Linked DNA regions of Homo sapiens: region 2 is linked to region 1. The links are chromatin contacts, found by Hi-C in ENCODE. All regions are on one chromosome and are shown on one strand. Each heading gives the region's core, a stretch centred on a gene start or an enhancer-like site at or near the end of the contact. The rest is flanking DNA. Distances are from core to core; before and after follow the strand shown.

The links. Hi-C counts contacts between places; a loop is a spot of excess contacts on that map.
Region 2: a loop to region 1 is called in a map of chondrocyte, with 5 times the contacts of the local background. The contact joins the promoter of STH here to the promoter of FMNL1 in region 1. A Hi-C loop is called at or near these places in 1 of 168 maps with a recorded cell type or tissue (chondrocyte).

What each region holds. Positions count from the first base shown.
Region 1 is chr17:45,219,969-45,224,991 of GRCh38, reverse strand. It overlaps FMNL1 (formin like 1), which reads right to left and starts at 3,107. Exons shown (of 27, transcript NM_005892.4): 1 at 2,739-3,107. The coding sequence starts at 2,867. FMNL1-DT (FMNL1 divergent transcript) reads left to right here and starts at 3,227. Exons shown (of 3, transcript NR_147507.1): 1 at 3,227-3,643; 2 at 4,538-4,724. RefSeq lists enhancers at 513-562, 1,163-1,232, 1,568-2,068, 2,069-2,569 and silencers at 2,416-2,710, 2,633-2,742, 3,023-3,072, 3,083-3,532.
Region 2 is chr17:45,995,219-46,000,499 of GRCh38, reverse strand. It overlaps STH (saitohin), which reads right to left and starts at 1,250. Exons shown (of 1, transcript NM_001007532.3): 1 at 806-1,250. The coding sequence starts at 1,220. The coding sequence ends at 834. It overlaps MAPT (microtubule associated protein tau), which reads right to left. Exons shown (of 13, transcript NM_001377265.1): 9 at 3,836-4,101.

The sequences.
Region 1 (5,023 bases), core at 1,858-4,357:
GTCATCCCAGTCCCTGACCCTGCGTGCCTCCCAGGGGAAGGCATGAAGGGGCTGGAAGACACCCAGCCTTGGGCATGGGCGTAGGAGAGGCGAGAGCTTGGCGCCCCGCTGGCTGGTGTTCCCACCATCACAGCAGGCCCGTGGGGCTGGGCAGCCATCGCTCCTCTGCTGTTGCTAAGGCAGCAGCCGGAAACCCTGGCTCAACCTGCTCTTTCTCTCCACCCCCATTTTAAGCAGGGGGCACCCCTTTCTTTCACAGCTTTCTTGGAAAGGTAGCCCCCCACCACCCACCCTTGCATGGGAGAAGGGCTCCCTGCACCTCCTGTCTGGCTGTAAGTGGGGACACCCCTCACCCACAAGAGAGGTCCTACAGCCAGGAGAGGAAGGAGAGTTTGGGGTATCAGGATCCTATGCCCCACCAGGGACAAAAGGGGAAGGAAGAGGTTCCCTGGGGCCGCTGGACTACATCCCTGAGGGCAGGACTGTGCTTCTCCCATTGAGACTGGGGACCACTGATGGCGGTGGGCCCCTCCCCTCAGCAATCTAAGGTTCTTCTCCTCTTAGACACTGACCGAGGACAGGACTCAGCTCTGGCCATGGTGGTTCGGGTGGGGGTTCACATAGCGACCAACTCTGCGATACACACTGCCAGACCTGAGGGTTGAACCAACTCTTTAGCCCTGGGCAGCCTCAGGCAGAGGTCAAGGTTGTCACCCTGGGGCAAGCCTCATGCCCCTGCTGGTGGGGAATGAGAGGAACCAGGGTCTTAGCCAAGTGTCCTTAGATTGGGTTTAACCTGCCCACAACAGGATATAAGACAGGCTGAGCCACCCCGGGAAGAAGGTATAAACACACTGGGGTTCCTGGGCACCTGGTAGGGGGTAAGCCCTGGTGGGTGCTGCTACCCTAAATTTCTGCTAGGCACCTCCACTTTCTCCACCAGCACACCCTCTCTGACCCACCTGTGGGTGTCCCCCCTCCACATCCTGGTACTCAGGGACTCCCAGTGGCATTTAGTGTCAGACTCAGCCAATCACAGCCACAAATCCAAGCAGGGCAAACAAGTCCTACACACACATCAGAACCTCACCATTTGACTTGTGGATTTTCCCCTGGTCTGAATTATTCACAGGGCTCCTCCCCATCAGCGTGCTAAACAGAAGATTGGGGTCAGGACCTCACCCCAAGAGCCCACACCCGCGACCATAGACACACACTTGGCGGAAAGACAGACCCATGTCCCTCCAACCAGGTTGGCAGGGGTCCAAGGACCCACCACCAATGCAGGCTCTCCAGATGGCCCCCAGAGACTGTGTCTCCTCATTCTCCCCCCTCCCCCATCTGCTCAGCTCAGCTCAGCTTTGTGAAGTCCTATGCTTGGGGAGCGGGGAGCAGGGCAGGTGGAGAGATGGAGAAGTCAGGGGCCAGCCTGGTGTGAGGCGTCCCTCAGTGTCCCTGCCCTCCTCTAATCAAGCAAGGTGTCTTCACAAGGATGGATCCCTCGCCACCCCATAGCTCCTCCAAACTCCCCCCAGCCTTCTCTTGGGAGAGGACAGAAGCCAACATTTTCAGGAACTGTTAGGAGGTGACCCTCTGGAGCCATGCTGAGGATCTAGCACGTATGGCCTAATGACCAGCCAGGCGAGGGGAAATGATGTCAAGGAGATGGAGGGCCACCAACTGAGCCAGAACCCTCTGCGGCCTGTGTCTCCGTTGAGCCCCCACCCTCAGACCTGCAGGGACTGGGAAATGCATCTGGGAGAAGGCACAGCCTCATTTTGCCTGTCACCCAGCGTCCAGCAAGGGAAGGCTGACAGCAGGCAGGCCACCAGGCAATTAGTTAGAGGAGGGAGCCAGGGCCAGGGCGTCGGGGGTGGGGAGAGTGAGAGTGAGCAGCTCTTCCTCTCCCTACTTCTGCCTTATGCAGGGTCTTGGAGACCCCTGAGTCTGCTCTGGAGCCCCCACCCCACTGAACATGTTGACTGTTTCCAGGCTCGGCCTGAGCTGCTGGTTCCCTCCCAGAGACCTATTCCCCAGCGACCCCGCTCCAATTCCCCAGGTAGGCACAGAGGGGGGTGGTTCCAGATTTTGCTCCACCCCTAGCCTGGGCGACCCACCCGTCCTGACCCCACCCTCCCTCATCTTACTCCCTTCAGTGGCTTGGAAAGGATGCCCCAAGATAAAGACCCACAGGCACCCTGGCTCTGACATATGGCGGGGTAGAAACACAGATACCTCCTGGCCATGATCCGACAACCCCATTCCCCGCAGCCCAGGCGCCCAACAAATCAGGACCCAACACCTCCAGCAGGTCTCCCGCTCCCGGGAGGTTGTAACCCTTTCATCTTTGACTCCAGACACAGAAAGGCAGATGCCCCAGACCCGCGCCCGGTGGCTGGGCCTGCGTGCAGTGGGGAAGGGGGCGACCCGGGACCCCTGTGCGTGCCCCGCTCCCAACTTCTTCACAGGACATACTTGTTTAGACCTTAAGACCCAGCTGGGGTGGAGGCGTCTTAGGGAGGGAGACCGGGCGATAACTGAAGAAAGTTTTGGGGGGAGAGTGCTAAGTCACTCTGAAAAAAAGGCCACTGTCGCTCCCACCTCCTGGAGGGGGCAGCTGCCGGACCGGGGATCTCCAAGCGGCACCTGAGTCCCCGGGGGCGGGGACGCGCGCCCAGCCCCTGCCGCGCCCCTGCCGCCCCCCGCCCGCGCCCGACCCGCCTCCGGGTCGCACTCACCAGGGCGCGGTTGAACCTCTCCTCCAGCTCTCCGGCCGCGGGCATCGGCTGCTTGGGAGGCGCGGGCTGCTTGGGGGGCGGCGCGGCGGGGCCCGCGGGCTGCTCGGCGCTGCCGGCCGCGTTGCCCATGGTGGTCCCCACCCAGCCGGCCAGGCGCCTCCAGCCTCGGAAATCCAGCTTTCCGGGGGACGGGGACGAGGCTCCCGGCCCGGGCGGGGGCGAGGGGGCAGCGGCTGGCGGTGGCGGCGGGGGTCTCGGCAGCGGGGGGCGCTCGGCTCAGCGGCGCGCAGGGGCCGGAGCGCGGCGTCCCATCGGGGCGGCCCCGTCCGTGGGACCGGGCGGCGAGCTGCAGGGTTGGGGGAGGAAGTCAGGCTGCAGGCCGCCGGGGCCAGAGGGCTGGGCCGGGGGCAGGAAGCTGCGGCGCTGGCTCCCCCCTCGGCGATTTTCGAACTTCTGCTGTCGCTCCCCGTGCGCGCAAACCGCAGTTCGCCGCCGCCGCCGCCGGGCACCCAGCCCCAGGGGGGCGGGCTGGAGGGAGGGGGCGGGCGCTGGCCGGGGGACCCCCGCAACCATGGCGGGCGGGGAGTGGGCTGCCGAGCCGCTTCACCTGCCGCAGAGGGGGCGGCCGGCGCCGCTTCACCTGCCGGAGCGGGAGGCCACCGAGGCGAGGCCGAGGCGGCGGCGCGCTCGGCGGCGCCTCCGGGTCCTAGAACCGCATCCTCCCGCTCGCCTCGGGCGAGGGATTGGCCGGGTCTGGGTGAAGGGGATCACGGCCTGGGGATTGGAGGGGCACATCTTCTCCGCACCGAGGATCTCAGCGACTGCGAGCACGGCTCGGAGACCCACGGTGGTGCAGCGTTGGGGCGCCAGGGCTGCGTTCCCGTCTCGCGTCCCGGACTGAGAAGGTGGGAACCCCCTTCCAGGCCCCCCACCTTTTATTTCTCTCCTCCCCTGCTTAGCCCAGAGACGAGCTGAGGACGAGGGGGAGCCATCTCCAAACAGGAACTCCTAAACAGGGTGGGGGGCGCGGACGCAGGCCAGTGGAGACCCCCGCCACCTGTCCCACCTCGACCAACCGTGCGCCTGTGCAGGGCACCCCTACAGGTTTTAGAATGGGGGCACCTATGGAATATGGCAGGCTGCGAGAAGCTGGGCCCGCCAAGGTGGTCCCAAGGAGGAGTGGGGGGTTGCGGAAAGGAGGATGAGAGCCAGCCACAAGGCTGGAAAAGGAGTGGGCACCGCAGAGGAGGGAAAAAGAATCTTGACACTGTCACCGCCAGGGATCTAGGGGGGCCTCTTACCTTGGAGAATAACAATCTCTGATGTCTGCTAATTACAGAAATACTTTCAGAGCTCTTTCATTCATCCTGACAATGGCCAGAGAAGGTAGGTATTGGTAGCCTTATTTTAGAGATGGGGAAACTGAGGCTGAGAGTAGGTAAGTAAGCTGTCCAAGGGCACTCAGCTAACAAAGGACAGAAGCAAGCCTCCTCACTGTCTACCTCCAAAACCTACACTGGCTTGGAGTTGCTGTCCTGGCCCTCCACTGCCCATCTCATGTAGGACGGGAGAGTATGGGGGGCTGGGGTCCCATCTATAGCCTGAATTTGAGACTTTCAGTTGCTCCTCTCATTCCCCATTTAATTTGTGGGGATCCCCAACTGACCCCTCCCTACACTTCCAGGGCACTGAGGAGGGAGGGCCCGCTGAAGGAGCCCCGAATTATCTCTAGGCCAGGTCAGGAGCCATTAGTGTCCCCTCCCCTGACAGCATCCTCCTCCTTCTGCCCTCACATTCAGAGCCACTGACAAGACTTTAAGCAAGAGACGGAGAGTTAACATCTAATCTGGAGGAAGACCCTGGAAGGAGCCAGCCCCTTCCCCCAGGCTGACCTGGTTTAAGCCTTTCTTCTGCCAAGGTCACCAGCACCCCAGATGGGTGAGAGATGTGATCACTGGTTTCGTGGCCTGACCAAGGACCTCCAAGGTGAGTCAAAGCAGAATTCTCCTTGGGCATGCAGGGAAAATGATCCATTCCCTGCACACTGCCATATTCTCCTTCTCAGACAGACCAGAGCCTTGCCCTTGGGTCCTTGCCCTTGAGATTAGCTAGGACCTCCTCCTCTTCTTCTCCTTCTTTCTTCTTCTTCTTGTCTCTATAAGATAACTGTCGTGGAAGACTTTTTTTTTTCTTTTAAGATGGAGTCTCTCGCTGTTGCCCAGGCTGGAGTGCAGTGGCTCGGTCTCAGCTCACTGCAACCTCCACCTCCCAGGTCCAAGCAATTA
Region 2 (5,281 bases), core at 1-2,500, 780 kb before region 1:
GATCGGCGGGGCCTACGGGCTCTTCCTGCCTGGCACCCCACCCAGCTCCTCCTCCTTGCCTGCAATCTCTACCCCTACCCAGCTGGTGCTCCAGTGCGGCCACCTGATTATCTGCATTTTCCTTTCAAAATAATTCCATTTGGGGCCCCAAAGCAATCTATGTTCACTGTAGCAAATCCTGAAAACAGAGAAAAGCACAAAGAAGAAAACAGAGAAAAGCACAAAGGGGAAAACAGACGTTTTCCGTTTTTCCCCCAATGATTTGCAGCAATCTGCGGCAGTTTTCAGCCTCTGCAGGTTCCCAAACGTGACTTGGCTCCTGCTCTTTTCCCTTTGGTGTTAGCATCTGTTCCGGCACGGTTGAGGGATTCTTCAGACTCCGCCAGCTTTGCCTCTTTTGTAGCCAAACATTTATTGAGCACTTACTGCATACTGGGTACTACATGAGGCCACAGGGACCCAAAGGTCTCAGCAAAAGCTCGTGGAGCCTTCAGGCCAGTCCAGGAGGAGGAGGCCTGACACCCTTCAGCGGGTCATTTTAAAGGCTCTTGTGCATGGACCCTGTATGACATTTTTCTTTTTCTTTTTTCCTGGAGATTCATGTGTTGGTCTTTGTTATGGCTGAGGTTTAGTTTCAGACAATTTTTCTAGGCTTTCCTGGCATTTAAGGGAGGCTGTGACTGTGTCCTCTGCCACTTTTCCACACTTCGTCCCCCAAAATATCTCAAGAAAAGTCAAGTCACCCTTTCTCCTTTAACCCTTTAGTAGATTTGGACGTGCTGCCTCCACCCAGCATGGTGACGTCATAACCTGGGGCTCCCATCTGCCCCTTTCTACACTTGGCATGAGGTCGCCTGACTCTCACCCCTCATGGGCAGAGGCAGGGCAGCTGCAGGGTGGGAGGGACAGTTCTGGCCCTGAAAGGGGCCTTCAATGGAAAGTTGTCTTCCCTGCTCAGCCCCATTCCTGCTGCTCTCTTCAGAGCTGTAAGAACTGGGCCAAATGGTGCCCACACCTTCCAAGCCAACCTCAGATGAACTCAGGGTCAACAGGGAAGCTACTTCCCATGCTAAGCTGAGGGTTCTGTCTCTGGCAACCTGAATCATCCACTCACACAGAGGCTGAGTTAAATTAACCCCGCATTCAATGAGGGCCGGCCACCTGCACAGTCTTGTGGGGGCTGCAAAAATGCATGAGACTTGGCCTCCACCCTCACTCATGGCCCAGACTAGGGAGCAGCAGACACATGCTCAGTGTGGTCAGAGTTTACAGGGGCTTTAAGAAGAGAGAGGGGAATCCAGGAAGACTTCCTGGAGGAGATGGCAACTGAACTTGGATTTAAGGGAAGGGAAGAGATAAGGAGAGAAGGACATTCCCCACCATGGGACACAGGGCAGGGTATGGCAGAACCCAGGGGCCCCCAGAGGTGCATGGGCGGGGAACCCCAGACGGGGAGCAGCAGATTCAGGCTAGGGGGAAGGGAGCACCTTGTGGGTGCTGCTTGTTATGTGACTTGAGGAGATCCTGGATGGCAGTCTGGGTGCTGGAGCAGGATGGGGGTGCATGGGTGGGCAATGGGAGAAAAGGCAGGAAAGGCCAGTGAGGGCCCCTCTGGGGTCTTGGGCAGCACCAAGGCCAGGCACCCTGGAGAATGAAAGTCACGGTGGTCCCAAGATGGGGCTTCTGGAGGCGACTTTCGAGAACCGAATGAGGACTGGAAAGTCTGGAGACGAGGGAGCGCATTGTCCCCAGTGGAAGCGCAGGACAGTTTCCCTCAGCTGCGGTACAGGACAGAGGCCCTGGGTCACCTGTGAGTTATTTCCCCAAGGTCTCTAACCAGGCCACTGTGGTGGATGAGGGTCCAGAGAGCCTCTTCCACTACAAGCTCCACATGCCTGAGCAGGAAAAGGCCGGACCTTAATTTAACCCGGATCGTTTGCCATCAGGAGGGAGATTCTGAGATGTTCTCTTCCTTCCCTCCCTCCTGTGTTCCAGGGAGCTCTGCCCTTGTCCCCACAGCCACAGGGGAGCCACTGTCTGTCCTTTCCTCGATGAGAGGAGGTGCTCTGGGGCACAGCCGAGTCTTCTCCACCTCTGTGCACCGCCTGGCACGCAGGGACTCTCAAAAGAGGCCTGATGCACAGAGGCAGGGTCTACACATGCGTCCCTTTTAACCCGACCGTCCATTTCCATCCCGATGGGATGTGACACTGCACTCACAAGCTTGTTCGGGGGCAGGGGGGATCCTGGGTGGGGGGAGGTGGCAGGGTTTGAGGCAAGGTGCCCATGTGCACTGGTGGCCACCCTCCGTCCAAATGCCCCAGGCTCAGACCCAAGTGATAAGAACTTCAATGGTGTGGAGAGCGCCTGCGTGGGGGAGGCAAGCTGACACGCAGGCCCAGGGTTCCAGAAAGCCCCCTAGCTCCCCGAGGCCCAGTGCCCAGAAGGCCCAGCACATCTGCAGCCTCAGAGTGAGCTGTGGTCCTTCTCACCCCCAGCCTCCTCTTCACCCTTCCCCAGCTCCCCAGTGCTGGGTGGCGGGAGCGGGGTCCTGGGCTGAATTGTGGTCCCCGCAAATTCACATGTTGAAGCCCTAACCCCCCTCCCCAACACCCCCGTACCTTAGAATGTGACTCTATTTGGAGACAGGGCCTTTAGAGAGGTGACTAAGTGAAAAATGAGGTCATCAGGCTGGGCCCTAAGCCATGGTGGGTTTTTTTGGTTTGTTTTATTTTGTTTTGAGACAGAGTCTCGCTCTGTTGCTCAAACTGGAGTGCAGTGGCACTATCTCGGCTCACTGCAACCTCTGCCTCCTGGGTTCAAGCGATTCTCCTGCCTCAGCCTCCTGAGTAGCTGGGATTATAGGCGCGCACCACCACCACGCCCAGGTATTTTTGTATTTTTAGTAGAGACGAGGTTTCACCCTGTTGGTCAGGTTGGTCTCGAACTCCTGACCTCGTGATCTGCCTGCCTCAGCCTCCCAAAGTGCTGGGATTATAGGCGTGAGCCACTACGCCCAGCTGCCATGGTGTTCTTATAAGAAGATGAGCATGCGCAGAGCTACCAGGAGCACACACAGAGGGAAGACTGCAGCGGTGCAGGACAGAGGTGGCTACCCACGGCCACAGAGAGGCCTTGGAAGAAACCCACCCGCCCACACCTGGCTAGTGAGGAGGCATACTGCTGTTCTTTCACTGTGGTGCTTTGTATGTCAGCCCTAACGCACCCAGACGAGGGGCACAGGGACAGGAATGGGGAAAGGGATCCAGGCCAGGCCCCCGAAGTCTGTGCTTCTCCACCTTTAGGAAGCTGGAGAGCTCGCGAGCACCCACTTGCTCCCAGAAGAATCAGCTGATCAAAACAGAACCCCCAATCTCCCCAGAATCCAGAGGAACCCAACCTAAGCAGATGGCCCACGAGTGGAGATGCTGACCTATGGGTGGCAGTGTATTCTGCCCAGAAGGCAGGTGGGGAACCGCTGTGGGTGCCCTGACTATGAGAGCCTCCGGCCGTGGAGACACAGCCCTGCCATCTCTGTCCGATTAACAGGGGCTGAAGGGGCAAGAGAAGAGCCAGAACGTTCTCTCGCCTGAGGAGGGCACTCACAGTGTAGTGGAGAGCCCAATAAAGAACTGAACTTCCTTGAAGAGGGTCCAGAGGGGACTGGGGTGTTATGCGGGGGTGCTCAGGTGCGGGGAGCCCCACACCTCCATGCACAGTCCCACGACTCCACGCTCAACCGCGCACCTCCAGGCGCAGCCCTACCCTTCCAGGCACAGCCCTACCCCTCCAGGCGCAGCCCCCCACACCTCCACGCGCAGCCAGCCACTCTCACCTTCCCGCCTCCCGGCTGGTGCTTCAGGTTCTCAGTGGAGCCGATCTTGGACTTGACATTCTTCAGGTCTGGCATGGGCACGGGGGCTGTCTGCAGGCGGCTCTTGGCGGAAGACGGCGACTTGGGTGGAGTACGGACCACTGCCACCTTCTTGGGCTCCCGGGTGGGTGGGGTTGGAAGGGACGGGGTGCGGGAGCGGCTGCCGGGAGTGCCTGGGGAGCCGGGGCTGCTGTAGCCGCTGCGATCCCCTGATTTTGGAGGTTCACCTGGGAAGGAAGGAAGGGAGTGAAGCCAGGACTCGAGTGGGTGGGGTCAGAAAAGGCCCTGGGGGCTGCCTGTCCCGTGGGTCCATTCCCAGGCTCACCACTGGGTTAGGCAGGTGGAAGCCAGGTTGGAAGCGCAGCTACAGCAGACGGCTGCCCTGGGGAAGCATCTCTTCCTCCCTGCCTTTTTGCTTAGGGACAGAGACACCCCTTTCCCAGGAAAGCAATGGAAAACCATCAACCACCATCCAATACCCGCTCCCAGAGAGGTGGCCAACTCGGCTCCACAGTCTTTGGGTCAAGAGATGGGCTCCAACAAGCTGTGTGGCCTCAGACAAGTAACTTCCCCTCTCTGAGCTCAGAGGCCTTAATTTGAAAATGGAAATAATTATAATCCCTGCGGCCAGCGTGGCTCCAGGAGGTGGTAGATATGCTTTGCCAACCTCTAATACAATTCTTCAGGGCCTTTATCCTAAATAAGGGTGATGCAGTGACGAGACCCAGCTGTGCCCTCAAGCCTGGACGCTTCTGACCCTTTCCCCACAGGGTGAATGTTCAGCTGTTCAGCTGTTCGGCTAGTTCAGGGCTCCTGCCAGCACCCTGGCTCCTCTGTGGGATTTGGCCTTCAGAACAGGATGCCTGCTCCACGCCTGCCTGTCCCTAGCTGTCCACACGAGCCATACCGCTTCATGCTGCTGTGCCCTGACGTACAGTTCCCCACCTGCCATGCATAGCAGTTACTAGCGCACCCTTCCAACACCCTGGAAGCTGCTGGGGGGTCTCTTCTCCTCTCCATGCAGATGCTGTCCCTCCCTCCTCTGGGTGTCCTTTACCCTCAAACTTGCTTCTGTTACTGCACTTCCCAGGCCCCCGTTACACTTCAACAGTCTGGTATTCTATCTCATGGGTCTGTATTTTCCAAAGTGTGGCCCACGGAACCCTGCGTCAGAATCTCCGGAGCTTTCAAGGAGGAAAGTGGGAGTTGCAAAATGCAAATTTCTCGATCCCCTTCAAGAGTGGATAGAGCAGAATCTCTAGGGGTGGGACCTGCAAAGCCTCATTTTTCTCAAGCTCCACAAAGACTGAAGTCTGAGAACCGCAGGCCTCACCCTGTGCCGAGGTGTGCTTAGCTCCCCTGCAGTCTGAGAACTTAGCTTTCCTGCAAGTCCAGAAGCTTCCCGCA